Linked DNA regions of Mus musculus: regions 1, 2 and 3 are each linked to region 4. Evidence: chromatin loops called from intact Hi-C (ENCODE). Cell type or tissue: heart. All regions are shown on one strand. Region 1 overlaps Ext1 (exostosin glycosyltransferase 1). Region 2 overlaps Ext1 (exostosin glycosyltransferase 1). Region 3 overlaps Ext1 (exostosin glycosyltransferase 1). Region 4 overlaps Ext1 (exostosin glycosyltransferase 1).

Region 1 (5,000 bases), 110 kb after region 4:
ATGCATTAACTGTCAACTTTATACCAGACAAAATTAAATCACAACATGTATTTACACTTTTCCTGGTAGGTCCTTTAGCTCCAAACAGCCACTGAGGAAACAGACTTCAATAATTCCCAGATACCACTACAAACCGTGGTTCTCAACCTTCCTAAGGCTGCGACCCTTTAATAAGATTCCTCATGTTGTGGTGACACCCAACCATAAAATTGTTTTTGTTGGGCTGGCAAGATGGCTCATCAGGTAAGAGCACTGACTGCTCTTCCAAAGGTCCTGAGTGAGTTCAATTCCCAGCAACCACATGGTGGCTCACAACCACCCGTAATGAGATCTGACGCCCTCTTCTGGTGCTTCTGAAGTTAGCTACAGTGTACTTATGTATAATAATAAATCTTTTTTTAAAAATTATTTTTGTTGCTACTTCATAACTCTAATTTTGCTATTGTTATGAATCATAGTATAAATATCTGATATTCAGGGTTATCTGATATACAAACCATTTGACCTCTAACGGGTCACAACCCATAGCTTGAGACAGGCTGCATTACAGCCTTTTACATAATATTCAAGGGGATCAGATGTTTATGTTAAACAGGGAAGGAGAAAAGGAGCAATTGCCTTAAAAGCCAGACAGTAACACGAGCAAAATCAGAGAGACAGAGCTTGCAATTTTTTTATCTATGAACTCAAAAACAAAACAAAAAACTTCACAGACATTTTAAAATTCTCACAGGCAACACTTTCTACTTGCCCCATAATCAAACATACGTGTTCAAGTCAAAACATACATTTCCTCCACTTTGATTTCGATTTAAATATTTCTCAGTATAAAGCTTACCTACCTACTATTTATTATATCCTCAGAGACAAACCCCACAGAAAAACAGAACTCATTGGAAACTGACCTCCAGCATAGCTAAATAACATCCTTCATTTTCTTATTTACTTACTTCAAATGTGGCCCATTTTCCCATTGTGTACTTATCTCTGCTTTCCCTTCCAGCACAAAGAACTAAAAGCCAGGGCCACCTTCACATTCTAATATGTTGACAACATTCTTAGCAAATACCAGATTAAACATTTTTTTCCCTGAAATTTCACTGTATTACAAAAATAAGGCCTCTTAAGAGACAGTCTGAAGTCCGTTTTTAAAAAACAGGTTTGTACCGTTTAGGCAATTAGACTAGTAAGTCCCAGGGATGAAAGAATGCCCAATGAGCATACAACCTCCCAGGTCTTAGAAGGAGAAACTAAACTGTGGAGAAACCCGTAACAATCCTCAAGAACACACTAGATGTCTTCTTCTTTTCCTGTTTCAAGCTAGAATGAGAACTTCATAGAACAGGGACTTCCATGCATGTGTGTCTGTGTATATGTATATGCTCATGTGCATATTTGTATGGGCATATGTGATTTACTGGGTGGGCCTGAGAAGTGATCTCCTAGATAAATATTCAAACGCTAAAAAGGGGTTGGTTTTTGTTTTGTTTTGTTTTGTTTTTAAGAATGAGCCAATGCAGGAGGAAAAGAGAAGGGTGAGCAGAATAGCAAAATATTCCAAATGTCTGGCTGAGGAAGAGGAAAGATGGACACTCCAGCGTACAGGCACTACGGGACAAGGTGGAAGGAAGCACCGTGTGGACATCCACCAAGTGCAGTCTGCTGAGCATCTCCCCAGCACTCAGCAACGGCCTGGACCCTCTCTGTTCTCAGTCTTTGCAGCTGGAGTTCAGCATCCTCAGAGTTCTAATCCAGCTTCCCTCACATCACAGGTCAGGAATTTCCTTCTGCTGCCATCTCACGCATGTCACCCACTGCCCACAAACAATCAGACTGCCCACTTCCACAGGTGATAGACAATCTCTGTATCTTCAGGTATTCTGGTGAGTTAACTGTGCTGATGAGGACTGAGGTGAGATATTTAGATGTATGGGATCTGAGACTAGAAATGTTTCCCATAATAATCCTCAGAGTTACAAGGACTAATGGAACATATGTGCACTTAATCGTCATGAATTACATGTTGCCAATGTGTGAAAGACAGACGTTTTATCCCAACTTAATGAGGAGATGGAGGAACGCAGCCTTGAACCTAAGAATGACTTACAAGATAGCACAGAGCAACAAAATAGGTGACTCAGGCCATAGGCCATCCCATGCTTCAATAATGCCACTTGTCTTTGAAGGATATCCCAGGCTTCTCTACAGCCACAGACTCTCAGAGTTAAGGAACAGCAACAAAAGACACCAAACTTCCAGCTTCTATGTCTGGGCTCTCACCAGTGTCTACGCTCTAGGTGACCTTTTATTACAAGAGGAGAATTCAGAAGGAGATATCGGAAACATACAACAGAGGCAGCAGCTGAGAACAGCTATGTGGTGTTTAGTGTGTGGTAACTCAATAACCTGTCCAGTAGTCTCTCGGGGTTATTACATGCTTATTTTACGAGGAGAAAACTGAAGAAACCAGCAGTCAAATAAGGCCATGAGAACTGGCACATGAGGCAGCCAGAACGAACATCTGGTAAGAGGTGTGTTCGCCATGGATGCTCTCCTGTGAGATAATGGGCCATCTCTCTACCTTTTCTTCTATGTCATATGTACATCACAATTGTAAAATGACTTGAAACTCTTTGATAGGAAGTAGATTGCCCAGGAAAACAGCACATCTATGATTCATTGTTCTTTGCCTTATAAATGTCTCTTATTATATACAGCATTCACTACTGTGCTTAACATATTCCCATGCAATGAACTGCCACAGGTCTCCATTAACACTGCACAACAGAACATCCCTTTCCCACTTTAGTATGAACACAGCTAAGGCAACATTCATATGGCCCGTTGATGTCTAGTCTTCTAAAAAGTAATGAGTCCTTTCTACTGTATTGGGGAGGTGTGCTACCTAATTTCATGGGGCTCTGGAAATCAATTCCTTATCCCAATCTTACAACTCCTCCTCTTTGCAGGCCAGGCCTTAAAATCCCCAGAACCAGTTAGCATTTTGCTAGGAGTAGGTCTCTCCCAATCACTATCCAACTGACTCCAGGAACACTGCACAAGTCCCTAGAGAACATCAACAATGGGGACATAACACCTTTCCTGCTTTTGTCTTTATATCAGATGTGTTAGAATCATTAATATCTTGGCTGCAAATGACATCGGAGTTCTTCCACCTCTAAAGGTTCTATGAACAACTAAGGGAGAACATGGGGCGAGACTCCAGCCCTTTCTTTCAGGCATAGTGCATTCCTTAGAGAGCTGGACCAAGTTTTGGGTTGCTCATTTGTGAACTGGAAATGATACTTTCCTACTGCTAACAACACTGTGAGGGTCTACTGACACAATAATGGGAGACAACTGAAGCTCTGTGGAAGCAATGTGAGAGCTGAGCCAGATAGTCCTGAGTCTAAAGTTCCCATTGTTCTAACATCCTGCAACGAACTAACGTCTTAGGCCAATATCTAATCTCCGAGTCTCATATTATCTGTCAAACACTACGCACATGCAGAAGTTGCTTTTGAACGAAAACAGACTAGAACCTACTCCTTATCTACCCAAGCTAGTTAGTAAATGTCATTTAGACCACAGCATTCTGGGATTTCCATTAAAAGGACCTGGGAAAACTAGAGAACACAAGCACCTTGAGAGGACACTTAGCTCTGCAAGAGTATCTCCAGGTAAAAATGCAACCAAGGGCTGCCTAGCCTTCCAAGCACAGAATCCAGAGTTTTATATCATGCTGGGGGGCGGGGGGGGGGGGGTCAATGATTTAAACAGTTGGTGATTAAAGCATTCATTTCCTTCTTATTATAACATGAGATCTGACAAAAAGAACTTAAGGAAGGGTGCCCTTGGGATCGCAGGTTCTTGGTACTGTCCATCACAGCTGGAAAGGTGTGGTGCAGGGGGCAGCCTTGGCTGGGAGGGCAGGAGAGGCAGTTGGTCACATTGTGCCCAGTCAGGAAGCAGAGAAAGAAGAACAATGGCTCTCTCCTTTTTGTTCAGTCCGGGAGCCCAGCCTATCGGATGGTGCCACTCACACTCAGGATGGGGTTTCCCCTCCTCAGATAAACTCCTCTGGAAATTCCCCCCTGACAGATCTAGATGTCTCTCTTAACTCAAAACACTATCAACTGACAGTCAGACTAAGTACCACAATCATAACGAACAAGTAGAGAGAATAGACAGGTTGTATAAGGTCCTCTGCCTCCTTGCACGGTGACAACCGTTTAAAACAGTTTAAAGTAACCTCAGTGGCTCCTGATTGTCTTTGAGACCTTACTACAAACTAGAGGCTCCCACCTAAGGACAGATGCCCTGAGAAATCAGTATGTACTTACACCAAAGTTAGCCTACAGTTTCATGGGCTTTCAGGGGTTTCTGAAAGCCCACATAAGGCTCCCAGGTTAGAATAGCAGTTCCCCCCAAAAAATTCAGAATCTTGCAAAGACAACCTAGAACAGAAAAGCTAATTGACAGCTTCTCCCATGTAAAGATATAGACCAATATACAGGACACACAAAGCCCTGGGTTCTGTCCCAGCTACACACATGCATACACGTGTGCAAACACTTCTCAGCCTTTTTTATTTTTCATTAGATCTATTTATTTTGTGTAGAGTTTGCCTAGATGTATGTCTGTGTACCACGTGCATGCGTGCTGCCCGTGGAGGTTAGAAGAGGGTGTTAGATTCCCTGCTAAAAGAGTTATGGATGGCTGTGAGCCACTATGTGAGTGCTGGGACCCAAACCTGGGTCCTCTGCAAGAGAAAGAAATGCTCTTAACCAGGAAGCCATGCCTCCAGACCTCTGTATTATTTTAAACAGAAACTTTCATGGAAATAAAGGCAAAGCAACATTACAGAAGCATTCATTTTAGCAAAGCAATCCAATAACAGTGGCAGTGTCCTGCTTTAAGATTTATACTTAAGGTAAATATGATGTATCTTTGAGCTCTCAAAAAAATAAATTTACAATGTAGCCAAAATTTTTGCCTTA
Region 2 (5,000 bases), 120 kb after region 4:
TTCTAGTCCCAGCACATCAATGAATAAATAAGTTAGCTAATTAATTAATCTATCTGAATTGCCCTGGCTCAGATGGCAACAATTATGGGAGATACTTATTAGAATTTAATGGGAAGAGGAAAGGTAGAAGAAAAAGCTGCCAAAAGCCAGGGCTGCCTGCTATCACCAGAAGGAACAGAGACATAGTAAGGCTAGAAACTACCAAGGGAGCACTGCCCTCCAAACCTCATGACTCCAGACTTCTCCCCTGCTGTGTAAAGACACACAATTTGCAGTGTTCTCTTTCAATGGCCCAAGAAAACGAACACAGTAATAAGCCAAAGGGGACAGACACCATCCAGATGCACAATGGGGACAAGGCCTTGCAGATCTATAAAAGCAGAGTTGGTTTCAAAGAACAAAAGGGACTTCAGTGTGGTGGGAAGATGGGAGGGGAAGCAAGGGCTGAAGGACTAGCCCCACTGAGGTCACCTTCTGCTCTGAGCCTTGCCAACCAGAAGGCTCAACTCTCTCAGGAGCTACGCCAAGCTGCCGCAGAGTGAACAAGACGCAAAAAAATCATCTCAGGAAAAAATAACCTATAGCACGTGCAAACTCATCTCAAACTCACCTCTGCTTACTGCTTGCATACAACAAGCCAAAGGTAGCCAGGCGTGGTGGCGCACGCCTTTAATCCCAGCACTCAGGAGGCAGAGGCAGGCGGATTTCTGAGTTCGAGGCCAGCCTAGTCTACAAAGTGAGTTCCAGGACAGCCAGGGCTATACAGAGAAACCCTGTCTCAAAAAAACAAACAAACAAACACAAAAAAAAAAAAAAAAACAAAAAAAACAAAAAAAAACAACAAGCCAAAGGTTCCCACCATCACAGAATAGTGAGTTAGAGACTAGACAGGCAGCAGCAGGCCTCTCGATCATGGTGGGGCTCAGTCTCTTCCTCGTGCTGGTTCAAAGGAACAGGATCACCGTGCAGAAACCATAAAGATGAATTCCGGGGACACACGGCATACTGGTCAACTTCCTAGTACACTTTAACAATGTTTGTGGCTCGTAGCATTCTGTGCCCTCGAGTACTGGTAAGTGCATTTACAGAGATAAGGTAATCGTCAGAGGGAACAAAGTCAAGATTTTAGTGTAAATGGATCCAAATCTGGTCAGCGGAAGACGGTTTTTAAGCCTCCAAGACATTCCTCCTAAGTAAAACTACCTCATTCGCCTCACACTGTTTCCTCTCTTTTGTAGGCTAATTAAAAAGCTTGTCTCAGCTGGCCTGGTTTAATAATAGAATACTAGTTCATATTTAAACAACAGAGTTCAGTTGTGAGAGGTTTTGCCTCTTGTAAAACCTTGGGCTTTACTTGAAACACACACACAAACTATATGATGCATTTAGAAGAGAAAAAGTAACAAAACTGAATCGGCTCCTTAGGAAAGTCACCTTTAGGGCCAAAGACACAGGATTCCCCTCCCTTCCTCTGGCTGACTTACACTCTTGCGACTGATTTATAAAGCAAGCAAAAAAAAAAAAAAAAAATTAAAATAGGCCCACAGCCTAATGAACAAAACAGGTATCAGATAAAAAAAACCCTCCTAATTGGAAGATTACATTTTTAGCTATAACCTCAAAATGGATTTTGCAAAATTATCAAAGCAACTCAAATCTGCAGAATCTTAATTTAAAGCAATGTAATTCTAGACGGCAAGGAACCTAATTGCTGGCTAAGCAACTGTTTCCAACTGTAATTGGCTGCGCACAACCCTGCACACAATCGTGCACACACATGCTTAAGCCACCTGACGTGGAAGGCATCTGGACTGGGCCCAGCGCTGCCAAAAGAATCTCTGGAAAAAAAAATGCAACAAAAGGAATGAGCTCTCTCGCACAGGCTCCTCCACGCATTGGCTCAGAGCTGCCTCACTTTCCAGAATCGCTCCCTGAAATGTCAAGACGGAAATTAGTGCCGTTCGTTGCATAATGCTTTTCCCCCTTCCAAGCAATTTCAATACTTGTGAGAACTACTCAACAACCTATCACAGAAAGTTGTAACTAAAACACACACACACACACACACACACACACACACACACACACACACACAGAGGAATACCAAGAAAGGCAAACTCACAAGTATGTTTGAGGTTGAATTATGTCCCTCTCCTAGCCATAATCCTCATTATCTCTTGACTGTGATTTTGTATGGAAATAAGAGCATTGTTATATAAGAGTACTTATGTTAAAAGGTTATGATAGAGCAGAATGGGCCCTGAAACACATATGACTCACGTCCTTACAAGAGGAGAAAGTCTGGGTTTGGATGAGCCTGTAAGTGAAGGGGGGGGGGGGGGGGAGGAGAGAGAGGAAACTTGAATGCATTACTGACTTGAAGATGAAGACAGGACAAAGGTTCTGTAAACCAAGGAAGGTCAAAGGAGCAGAGAAAAGGAAAAGGCATCTGTCAGCTGGATGAAGGAAGCAGCCTGCAGATACCCAGGTCTTAGACCTCTAGGCTCTATAACATAAGGCTGGTGTGGCCTAAGCTACTGATTTTCATGGACTTTTGCCATGGCCGTCCTAGTAAACTAACAAAGTGGACAGGCATAGCCATAGATGTTTTTACTATAAAACTCTCTATGCCACTCTCCTAGCTGTAAGCACGTGTGTGTGTGTGTGTGTGTGTGTGTGTGTGTGTGTCCCTGGTTGGTTAATTTGTCATGGTTATGGGTAGATGTGGTTAATCACAGGACTGAGGAAATTCTGACTCAGAATCCCAAGAGACTGGAGCTACAGCTTTTGTCATGCAGCCCTGAGTTCACTCCAGCTCTGGGAAACTCCAAATCCCAAAGAGAACACAATCTTGTTTTCTCTCTCTTCCTTTCAATACAGATGCAGGTTTAATTTAATAAGACTGTCCCACTTCCCAAGTGCAATTAAAAATGGCCTTCATTCCTCCTCCGAATGAGTAAGCTTTACAATGCTGCAATCTATGGTTCAATAAAAAAAAAGCAACTATCGCACCCATCACTGCAAAGCTGTAAAACCATGACCAACGTGCTTCTGGAGACTTTGGAAGCAGAGGAGGAAAAAATAAAAATGAAAACAAACACGTAAACAAACAAAAAAACCTTAAAGATCCAAACACAAAAATATCAAAATAATAATATATTATGAAGGCTTTAGAAATCCAGCCCTTCGTTTCTGAAACCGTTAGTTTCCTACGTTTGATTTCCACCCTTGGTCCTTTTCATGTGGTAAGCAGGACAATGGGACAGGAAAGGAAAGAGGTGGTAGAAAGACAGAATGGCGTCTTCCGTAGAGGGAGACTGAAGTCACGAGCATTTATCTCTAGACAGTGCTGGGAACCACTGTGCACAGGATGCCTGTGTATAGAAAACAGAATGTGAGGCAGAGACATGCTTACGAGAAGAATAATCGTTAAAGTGCAGAAGCCAGCATTACACTGTTAGAAGCCACCACACAATCAATAATGGGTACAAACTGTAGAACAGGGAGAGTCGTGTCCTGTGATCCTGCATCTCTCATCGTCTGCACTGGGAAAAGGAATGCTTAAGGCTCCTCAGAATGACCTTCAACCATGCCTTCAAGGCTGTAGGGTGGCGGACTATTTCCTTCCCTATCATTATGTCCCATTCTAACAAGTTAAGAGGAAAAGACATCTTTTCTGGGTGCCAGACACTATTTTAAGTACTTGATGTACTGTTAAACATGTGTCTGCATCCTGCTTTTATAGTTGGATTAAGGCAAAGGTTAAACGAGTCTTCCCAAAGTTAACAATGGAAAGTGGCAGAGATGAGGTACTCACGTCCGGCCCACAGAAGCACCAACAGCACAGCCTTGAAGCCAGCAGTGGCTAATAACCAAAAGCAGTAAATTCAACACACGGGAAATGGTTCTTTTATGTTCTCATGTTGCAGACCTCTGACTACCCCATTGTTGAAAAGACACCCAAAAATGTCAGGCAGCCCTCGTTTCAAAGGCTCCTCCAGTGTCTCTGAAGCAAGTTGCCAGGTCTTTTAAAAAAGGGAGTGAATATAAATTCTGTATTCGGGGCTTCAGTAGGACTCCTTCTAAAAAGTCTACCCAAAGACGGTTTTAATAGAATTTCATGCAGAAATTACTAGCTGAGATAACAGGCCCATCTCCGCTTCTGCAGTCACCGGAAAGGTAAGTAAGTGGTTAACCTCACAGTATTTGAGATTTTCATGTTTTCAGCCTTGCTGGAATTGGAAAGAACACCTCATGGTCCCTTCTTTACGTATCACCGATTTCAACTTTTATGCCACATTCCACTCCACTCCTTGCTAGGTGCTGGTATGTGTGTCGAAGAGAGACTTGGATTTAAACCCATCAAGTAAAAACAGAACTATTTTAATTGCGTTATCTAAAATACATTACAGATTCGATAACGCTCCTTACAACTATGTTTTAGTGCATTATCTGATCAAACACAGGGATAGTTTCCCAAATAATCAGCTGGCCAGAATGAGACAAGGCTGCCAGTGTAGTTAACCATGGCTGTAGCACAGTCTTCATTGATTCGAATTCAGCATCTGCCCTTTGCAGCTGAGCACTAACTGAGTTGCTTTCAGGACTCTACCTGATTGATTAAACAGCATCACATACGGGCGAGCATGATGGAAAGGGAGAGGAGTAGGATGTGTAAGGTAAGGTGTGGTCTGTGTGGTTCTTTAGCCCTCACCGTGCTATTTCAGTGGCCTTCCATGGAGCCTTTCTTCTCTCTGGACCACAGCTTCTCTGGCTATAAAGTCAGATGCTTCTGACATTATGCTTAGCTACACAGACCAAATAAAATGCTACATGTAAAATGTACAACACAAATTGTCAGGCTGTCATATAGTGATATTACTGAGCAACTTGGAGAAGACAGAATTAAACCAAATCTTTTTCTTTTTGATGTAGGTTAATTTTTCAATTAAAATGTTCAATTACATTTAAATTTAATGTAGGCTAATATTTTTCAAAAA
Region 3 (5,000 bases), 86 kb after region 4:
ACAGAAAGAACTCCCCAACACTGTTCTCTGACCATCAGAAAACTGACTTCACGGTACAAAAAAGTGTGTCCACATACAAACATTAACTAAGTAAATGCAAGTCTTACATTCAATACGAGAAAGTGAGACAGGGGAGTGGGACAGGAAGAAGGTTCTGTTTCTCTCTGGGGATGTGGTGGGACAGCAAGGGAAGCTCCGAAGTGTTTATCTACAGATGAGTCTTAGCTACATGAGTCACACTCTTAGTGCTGACCTCCTGAGACATATTTCTACTGACTGTCTCCAGAAAATAGAGACACTGGGAAGGCTAGGTCTGGTTTGTGGCCAACCAACCAGTTCCATGACTAATCCACACATTACAGTAAGTATGAGAGGGGAAACTGCACTTCTGATAGACCGCTTTTAGGTTTGATAATTCCCTGCAATCTTGCCATAGAGATAGGGCAAGATATAATAAGACCCAAGGAGACAAAATATCAGAGCAGAGAAGCTTCCGAGGTTTGCCACTTGGACAAGTAGAAGGGATTCTAAGTGACAGGCCCAGCTTTTGGTCCCTGACCGTAAGACATTGCTTTATTAGGTTAAAATGCAAAAAGATCACATGATCTCTACAAACAGGCTGATAGACTCCAAAAGGAAAGAGGGTGATGGAAAGTGTAGGGAGGGGGGACCAAGGAAGCTGGTTAGTGGAAGCAAATAAAACAAGCAGTTCTTTAAAATGCAAAACAGAGTCTGTACCTCCATGTCTCCCTTGTACCTGGGCTCTAAAGTAACCTTAGAGAAGAAAGATCCTGTGGATCTGGGATGGAGAGTTGGCTCAGCACTTAGGGGCACTTGTTGAGAAAGACCAGGGTTTGATTCCAGGCACCTACACGGAGGCTCACCACTTCCTCGTGCACCAAGCTAGAAAGCGGTGCACACATGCAGTCAAAACACTCATACACATAAAATAATAAAAATAAATCTAAGAAATTAAAAAAACAAACAAACGAACAAAAACAAACAAGAAGAATGAAGAAAAGAGGAGGGTCATAAGGATCATGTGCAGAGAGTTCCTGTTGACCTCTTGGTCTACATCTGCCTACATCCAGCCTATTTGGAACAACTCTACCCCCATCTCCTCACATGGCCGATTCATCCTGATTTTCTGTCTCCGTTCAAAAGCTACCACCTCGGAGACCTTCTTGAATTGTCAGAGCTTAAAACCACTGCCTCTCTGACTAACCCAGGTATTTTTGAATCACTGTACCCTGTCTGTGTCATCGGTAACGTTGCAAATTTCTAATGATAAGGTTACAGTATACAATTATGCATTTAACTTTCAATTGAAAATAATTGGTATTTGCAAGCTCCAGGAGTGCCGAGATCAGGATGTCTTTTTGGCAAGCTTCCACTGCTTGCTTCCACACAGCTTGCTTCCTGGCAGGAGGTGGTGACCCAGGAGGGATCCACCCCGTCCATATTCCCTGACCCTGGACAGGAGCTTCTCTTTGACGGTTACCACCAAGCAAAACTTGAGAAACAGCCACACAGCAGTGCTGAACAGCCTCCAGATTTTAAGTCACACTAAGCTAGCTAATGAGCAGCTGTTTCTCTTCGGGAGAGACCTTGAGAGAGGAGAATCCCATCCCTAAGCGTACACAATTAATGCCACTGTTTGAAAAAGTAAGTCCTTACAAACTGTGTGTATGCCTTTTCTGTTTCTCTTCCAAACTCAATATATGGAAAGCCTGCCCAGAAAGTTTGCTGAAGAACTAGTCTCTTTCCACTTTCCCATCATCTGTGTTCTAATCCAAAGGTCTGAACTTTATCCCACCCACTCTTTCACTAGGGAAGGTTGAGAATATGCCCCACCCCCACCCAGATTGCCCATTCCTTCCCCCCTCCCCCCTCAGTGACTCGTAAAGTGGAAACTTCACTCTGGTTCTCCAACACTGTTTTCATTCACAGCAGCTGGAAGACAGAGGTCACTGTCCTCTCTCCTGTAAACAAAAAGGCCAAGCTGCAGTCCTCAGGCACCCGGGGAAACACACATCCCTGCTGGGAGGGCAGCCCCATGCAGGGACTGCACAGCAGGGTGGTGTTTGCTGTGGGCCAGGAAGCGGTCCTCTGCTGTCTGTGGCTATGCTGTCATTCATGGAAAAGCCAGATCCATCAGTAGCTTCCTTTTCAAGGGACCATTTGCAGGTTTATTGACTGCCCAAATATGGTGTCTTCTATCCAGAGGCTGGGTGAGCCTACGCCTCAAGAGTGAAGCCATGAGGATGTGAACAGACTTAAAGAGTATTATGTCCGTAGGAAAATGTCTGCAGACATCATAATGTTCCTAAATGGGTTTTTGTTTTTAAACTGCTGCCGTTGTTTGTTTGTTTGTTTTTAAAAGTTATCAGGTTTGACTTTACTAATAAGGAAACTACAGTATTCAAAGGAGAGGAGGTTGTAACTAATCTTTGTGCTGTCTATGGAGGACGAACGGCTAAGCAAATTATAATGCATGAATAAGGCCATTCCAAGAATAGATAAAACACTTGGCAGAAACTATTTTGGGTCCCCTGTAGTACTTTGGAGCTACCCATTAATTTATAAACAGTTGATCTACTAATTACAAAACCTTTTTATCTATTCATTTCACTGGGTCCCTAAGGAGCAAGGCAAGCAACGCTGATAGTTCCTCCTGGTTGGCACTGACCGGCTCTCTGCACTTACAGAAACTGTAAACAGATCCTTTTAAAGGAAGAACTTTATAGTCTCTGTAATTTTTAAGATTTAAATGGCATGCAGAGCAACAGGTTTGCATATGGCATTTTCATACATACTCAGACTCGGTTGATTCTTTGTCCTCCCATCGGCATGGCCCTGCCCCTGCCCCACTATCATCCTCAACCCTCAGCAATGGCCCTTGTATTGCTCACATGGCTTCCCTTATAGCCTCTGTTTTTCCCCATCTCCTGGGCCCCTTTCTAGCTTGATGACCACTACCCGCTGCCACCCCCAGCCCCCATCATCCAACATATCCAACAACTAGACGGTAGAATTCACACGTTTTGTTTTTATCACCAAGGTAATCAATTACCATAAACAGAGCAACTGGAAAGACCACCCACTGACTGTTGGCTCACAGACACAATTTGGCTGACTCTACCACCCAGGATTGCACAAGGTATAGTTAAAATTGTGTTGTCCTTTGGAGCTATGGGTCTCGGTCTAGGAATGGTGTGGCAGAATTCCTTAGGTCTCTGTTTGCATATTGCCCTCAGTTAAAAGCTAGTCTCTGCTATCAGAGGACACCTGACTTTCTTGTCCACTCTCTCCCTTTTTAAAAGCAAGGAGATGCTCCAGCCCATGTCAATCCTTATCTGCAGGACATATGTAGTACCTTCTGAAGGCTCCAGATCATCAGAATAGGATAGGTCTCGTCACAATAATCTAATAGATAATTCCTATCTCTAAGGTCTTAATTTTATCTACAAAATCATCCTTTCGGAGTAGCCCTTATACGTTTATTCAACAAGACAACTGGAGAGTATGAGTCTAGTAGAGTATGGAAGTCTTGGGGACCATGTTAAAATTCCATCTACCAGGCTGGAAAGATGGCTAAGCAAAATAAGGCACAAGCTGCCAAACCTGAATCGTTAGCCACATGATGAAAGAAAGGGACCTGGCCCCTGGAAGTTGTCCTCTGATTTCTAGGAGAGGAAGAGCTCTCTCTTCCCTTCCCTCCCCCCCACAAATAACTGTAAAGTTGCTTAAAAATTGGTGCATGCCTTTAATCCCAGCACTTGGGAGGCAGAGGCAGGCTGATTTCTGAGTTCAAGGCCAACGTCTACAGAGTGAGTTCCAGTACAGCCAGGGCTACACTGAAAAACTCTGTCTCAAAAAAAAAAAAAAAAAAAAAAGGGGGGGGGGAGAAAAAAAAAAGAATTTGACTTCTTCCCATCACTCAAAGTTGGTCACAAAACCTTAAATTCAATATTCTACATACTTCAATAATTTGACTTAAGGTTCCCTTCCTCCCAAATAAGATCTATGATCTTCTTGAAGGGGTAGCTGATATGATTTGTCCTTTTCTTTTTTCAACATGCTACCATCATCCAGGGTATATTAGGAAGAGTCTCTAATATCAGCCTTAGTGACCAGGACAAGTAAGGGGGAGGGGGGAGAAGAGGGAGAGAAAGAGGGAGTGAGCGATAGAGAATCCAAACTTGTATTTGCTAACTCAGACATAATAGCTTTAACGTCACACATGAGCACTTAATAGCTCCCTTTCCCACTAAAAAGACAGAACTGGTCTTGGCGGAAGCCAGGTCAATATTGCAGACATCAAACAGTCCAATACCGTTTTAATGGAAACATTTAGAGCCATGCAATGAGAACACATGTGTGCATTTGCTTCAAAGGGTTAGAGAAGGGGGCAAGCCATTGTTTCCAAAGCTAACAGTAATGAGCAAGCTCAAGCCGTGCTTTTCATCAGCTCTATGGCTGTCTTCTCTGACTCTTCTCCCTGGAGCATACAGGAGAAAATACAAGAACGTACTCTTCACTTTGGTAACAAGTATATACTAAACCCTAGAGCGTGCATGGACAAAACAGAACCCACTCTGTTTCTGTAGGGTCTATGAGAGTCTAAGCCACTGGTCTATTGCTGTGAAGAGACACCATGACCAAATTAACTCTTATAAAAGAAAGCATTTAGCTGAGCTTGAGATACAGTTTCAGACATTAGTCCATTATCACCATGACAAGGAGCATGGCAGCATCCAGGCCTGAAAAGTAGCTAAAGCTATATCATGCAGAAGAGAAGCCACTAAGATGGGTTCTAAGAGATGAGGCCATGATAAGCTTTAACATGTGGAAAGGACCATCAGGGGAGTTTGGTGTTAAACAGAGTAGAGGAGGGCTGGAGGCAGAACAAGACAGGAGCCAGACTCTCAAGGGTGTGTATGAGAGCTGGAGCTGAAAGAAGCTGCCAACCAATCTCCTGAAACCAAAATACGAGAAGG
Region 4 (5,000 bases):
AACATAGGATGTTCTTAATTGGTACATCACAACATTTTACCCAGCTCAGTGATTGCACAGCTATAGGTAAAGAACGAGACTAACACTGTGCTAAGGGATTGTCTAGTTTACAAAATGAAAGTAGAATCCCATGCACTCTGTGACACCTAACTTAACGGAGCACCCATCTTAATATCTCTATGTCATTCTAGAGAGCTGCTAATTGTGATAATATTAAAGAAATATTGGATTTTTGGTGATTCTAATTTATTAAAAAATTTAAAAAACTTAGTTGTATTATTTGTAAAATGAAAGAAAAGACATGGTAATATTATACTGTTATTGTACTTTTAAAATATATATTTCTTCTATTACAACTAACATCTAAGATTGGCAAACATACACAGATAAAATTCTGAGGCCAAGAAAACAACTGCCAGGAAATATATATCTAGTTCAGGGTTCGGAAAACCAGATGGGATTCTGTATACTACACTAGGTTTTATTCAAGGCTCAGCAAGGAATTACAAGTCAGGTGGTCATAAGAGTCTTAAACACCCTAGTCAAGTGCTATATAGCTAGCCATACTTTCAAGCCTTGGTTTTCTAAGATGGGTTTGCTCTATATCCCAGATTGTTTTTCAAGATGATAATTCTCCTGCCTCTGCCTCCTAAGTGTTGGGGTGCACCTTCAAACTCAGCAATTCAGAGTGATAGAGTCAACTACATGGCATGACTGTGTCCTCACAAATTTCCCATGCATGAGAATCCTAACCCTAGAGACAATGTGTGGTGGAATCTCTGAGCGGTGACTAGGTCTAGAGGGATGTGCCACCAGGACGAGGAACAACTGTCCGCCTGGCCTTTCTTCGTGGGCCAGTAGTAGACAGGGGCCATGGTGGCTGCTGAAACTGGAGGAAGAAACCCCCTTCCAGCTTTCCAGGCAAGTGGCTGCAGGAAGGATGATGCTACTGGGTAACAAGCTGTTTTCTTGAACATAAAGAACCGAAGTGAATACAAGCAGAAAATACTCTAAGCACCTATTGGTGCCAAGACACTCCATGAGTTGCCCACCATGCAGAGATGAGTAATATTCAAGCCTTGGCCTGGAGGCGCTAAGAGTTTAATCATCTAACCATTGATCAAACAGGCACAATAAAGAGTGATAAATAGGATGTGCTGGAAGTATACTCAGAGAGCATCAGGGTGCGCTAAGATAGAGAAGCATCTAACTCATGAGGGGTGTATCCAGAGGAAATGACACTTGAAATGAATTTTAAAGAACGATAGGATTTAGAGGCAGGGAAGGAGGGGCCCGTGCACAGACGGGGACGGAGAGATTGCAAAAGAGCACAGGGGAATCGAGAACTCAGATCCGAACCAGGAAGGAGCACAGAACGGGTTATTGCAGAAACGTTATTTTAAAATAGATTTCACTCCAGACCAAAGATTTATGACAGAATCTTAGGAAAGTGCTTAAAAAATATGCCACCCTTTTGGTCTTTGTTGATAAGTAGGGTTTGGTATTGTGGTGTTTTCTGTCTTTTTTTTTTTTTTAAGAAATAATTTATTTTGATTTTACGTGTAAGAATATCATGTCTGAGTGTATGTATATAACTCGGCACCATGTAAGGGCCAAGTGCTAAGTGTGAGACCAGAAGAGAGCACTGGCATCAGAGCTTACTGTTGGCTGTGAGCGGCGGTGTACAGATGCTGGCAATGCAACAATGGTTCAGATGCTCCTACATATGGAGCACCCTCCCAGCCCCAAATTGCTATTTCTTTTTTTTTTTTTTAAAGATTTATTTATTTATTATATGTAAGTACACTGTAGCTGTCTTCAGACACTCCAGAAGAGGGCGTCAGATCTTGTTACAGATGGTTGTGAGCCACCATGTGGTTGCTGGGATTTGAACTCTGGACCTTCGGAAGAACAGTCGGGTGCTCTTACCCATTGAGCCATCTCACCAGCCCCCGCTATTTCTTAAAAAGACTTTCCTCCCCGATAACAGAAGTAAATATATAGGAAGCTAGGCACAGTAGCCATGGGCTTTTGTTCTATAATCCTGGCATTAAGGAAGTGAGGGGATCAGGAGTCCAAGATCAACCTTACCTACACACTAAATTCAAGGCCAGCCCGAGCTATACAGAGAAGCCTGGATGAACAATATACCTCAAAACAAAATATGTAAATAGCAGTAAAAATATAAGCGATGTAGTGCATCTCATTGTAAAAGATCATAACTTGGGCTTTCTCTTCGTCCTTTTCCTAATAAGACACAACGCTAACAGTAAAGTATTAAAGGCTGATGCAAAATTAAACAGTAACTTTTTTTTTTCTGTTTGCCATCCATTCTTCATTGCACAAAAACTTGCTGAGCAATGTCATAGGTATCCTTCTAAGGTGCTAAAATCATGACAAAAAAAGAAGTTAACAACCAAATTTACATACAGACGCCACAAGCATTCATAGACATTGGATCTCCCTGTCTTTGGGAAAGAGGACAACAGAAAAACAGAAAAACTATATGGTCATCTGGAGCGGATGTTTCTAAAAGTAGTCACTGGTTTGGACACAGAACTAACCATGATGCTGGAACATGTTACAATACTTGGGCATTCCAGCTCTAATGACTAAGTGTCTCGGAGACCTTAGATTTTAATTATAGCTTTTGTTGTTGCATTTGCTCAAGACTTTCCCTTTGTGGGCTCACCTCTGTCCTACATGACTTCAGTAACCCGAGGCCAGGGTTGCTGGACTTGCTAAGATTTTGTTGGCCTCCCAAAGGAAGGTCACACCATGAATGATGAAACAGATGTAGGGACGGCTAAGAAGTTAGAGCACTACCCAGGAAAAGCCCCAGCGATGGGAAGGGAAGTGAGTGACGGTCATGAGCCCAGTGAGCACTGGTGGGTGTGACCCACAAAACTGACCCTTGCACTATGATGCAACTATGGTAGATCTGTGGTGGGAAAAACAATAATTAGACCCCCAATCCAAATGTAAACACTTCCACAGGAGTCTGCTTAAGGAGGAAAACTCTTCCCACGGGACCTTTTTTAACCATTTTATTTTAAAGAGATCAGAAAGCCTCTCTGTGTTGAAATGTCTCAGTGGGAAGTTCTTTAGTACTGCTTCTTAAAACCGGCCTAACTATGACAATACAGAGGAACTGAGCCAATGAGTGGGAGGGCTTGGTGGGTTACGCCAAAGGCGAGGTTCAGGTCACAGAATACAACAATGTTGGTTTCCTGCAGGATTCGATGCATTTATTAAGATACAGGCGTCTAGTAAGTCTTCACCTTCAGGATAGTACTAGAACACAATCAACCCTCCTTTTGGAAAACTGTTTTCTAAATACCAATCTGCGGACAAACTCGGCAGGGAATGGTGTTTTACACCATTTAATGATTCTAGTGCTAAACCTGAGAAATATTAGCATGGCAGTGTGATGCACATGGTATGCTAGTCCGTTTGGGTTAACGTAAGCTGCAGTAACAAATGAGCCACTATCTCACAGTCATAGAGTTATATTGAGTGCTATAGTCTGCATGCTTTCCATGGGACCCAGGCAACACAATACCTTCCTTGCCTCTAGAATATAATTGCTTTCATGGCAGAGGGAACAGCAAGGAGAATGGAGCGTAATGCTTCTTCAAGACTTTCTTACAAAGTGGGGCAGTTGGCTTCATCTCACCGAGCATAGGCTAGAGCAGGAAAACAGCAGAAGTCAACAGTGTAAGAATATGTTCTGTCCTGAGTTGGGGGATGGGAAATTAAACACGGCGGATGAATGGCTGTAGCATTTTTCAGAACTTAGACAGCAGCTAAAAGAAAGTACAGTTAGGACTTCCAACCCTGTCTTTCCTCCAGACTTGTGATCACCATTAAATTGTGACCGAATCTTCTAAAGAGAAATATAACTCCCGTTCCCATGGCTGTTGTTCCTCATAAAGTACGCAGGATGCAGAATGAAACAGAACCAGAGAGGGTCACAGGACTAATTTTTCCCTTTGCGGTTGGATGTCAAACGGTTTCTTCCAACCCTCAATCATTCTTTCCAGAAGTTCAGCAGCTAGAGAGCCTGCATCGTGGAAGGAAGGGCCTGTCTCCTGCTCTGGCCAGCACAGGCTTCCTGACATCCGTATGGTACTTGGGGTTGGCTAGTGGGAGGAAGTAGTCGGAGAGAACAAAAGACACTGGAAGCTTTGCTACGAAGTAAGTAAGCAGAATTAGACCACTAGAAAGACAGACCTCCGCAGTTCTAAAGGGCATCTGAGGGCTCTGTTTCTTAGCAACATGTGGGAAACACCAGTCCTGTCTAAACCCTCTTGCAGCAATTACTGGTGATGATTTTGCTTCCTGTAAAGGGAGGCCAGGGTGAGCCTGCAACAGTAAGGAAAACTAGTCGACAGCAGAGTGACTCTTAAAAAAAAAAAAAAAAGTTGAAAGCCAGACATGGTGGCCCATTCCCTTAATCTTACTTAGCACTAAGGGGCTGGAGACAAAAGAAGAATCAGGAATTGAAGGCCAGTCCCAGCTACACAGGATGTTTGGGGTCAACTTCAGCCTTTTGAGACAGTTTTTTTTAAATTATATTTCATTTATTACTATGTGTGTATGTAGGTGGGAGTGCGTGTGTGTACTACAGTGTGTGTGTTAGAGGGCAGAGGACAACCTGAACCAGTTACTTCTCTCCTTCCACCATGTGGATGCTACAGATGTGGATGTTACAGATGTGGATGCTACAGATGTGGATGCTACAGATAGAACTCAGCTTCCTGGGCTTGAGAGCAGGAATCATGACTCGCTAAGTGATCCTACAGACCCCTGAAAGAGTTCCTTCCCTTCTCCTCACTGCTTCTCTTTCTCTTTCTCTTTCTCTACTTCCTGGAAGTAAGGAAGAACAAGGGCAACAGCGTGGTGCAATATTTATGGGGTTTTCCCAAAAAATAAGAGTCTGCTGTGGTGATACACACTTATAATCCTAAATACTCAGGAAACGGAGGCAAACTGAGCTT

What was found. A loop is a pair of places that touch in the nucleus more often than their neighbours do. Peaks named below come from ENCODE experiments on the same cell type or tissue, not always from the same donor. Only the 100,000 strongest peaks of a DNase experiment are listed, where the experiment ranks them.
Region 1: it touches region 4 in a loop (2.6-fold over the local background); 6 of 42 quality-filtered maps call a loop at or near these places.
Region 2: it touches region 4 in a loop (9-fold over the local background); 5 of 42 quality-filtered maps call a loop at or near these places.
Region 3: it touches region 4 in a loop (1.9-fold over the local background); 2 of 42 quality-filtered maps call a loop at or near these places.

The regions. Positions count from the first base shown.
Region 1 is chr15:53,245,115-53,250,114 of GRCm38, forward strand. All of the region lies in intron 1 of Ext1 (exostosin glycosyltransferase 1), which reads right to left. Among named protein-coding and RNA genes, the nearest start is that of Ext1, 99 kb to the right of the region's middle. In heart, no CTCF peak of the experiment used is centred here; DNase peaks (open chromatin) are centred at 3,077 and 3,387.
Region 2 is chr15:53,256,649-53,261,648 of GRCm38, forward strand. The region is part of intron 1 of Ext1 (exostosin glycosyltransferase 1); the gene reads right to left. Among named protein-coding and RNA genes, the nearest start is that of Ext1, 87 kb to the right of the region's middle. In heart, no CTCF peak of the experiment used is centred here; DNase peaks (open chromatin) are centred at 1,853 and 2,743; H3K27ac peaks cover 445 bases.
Region 3 is chr15:53,222,337-53,227,336 of GRCm38, forward strand. All of the region lies in intron 1 of Ext1 (exostosin glycosyltransferase 1), which reads right to left. Among named protein-coding and RNA genes, the nearest start is that of Ext1, 120 kb to the right of the region's middle. In heart, a CTCF peak has its summit at 1,986; DNase peaks (open chromatin) are centred at 1,435 and 2,035; H3K4me3 peaks cover 242 bases; H3K27ac peaks cover 1,192 bases.
Region 4 is chr15:53,136,303-53,141,302 of GRCm38, forward strand. The region is part of intron 1 of Ext1 (exostosin glycosyltransferase 1); the gene reads right to left. Among named protein-coding and RNA genes, the nearest start is that of Gm41323, 210 kb to the left of the region's middle. In heart, no CTCF peak of the experiment used is centred here; DNase peaks (open chromatin) are centred at 2,789, 3,179 and 4,139; H3K27ac peaks cover 1,045 bases.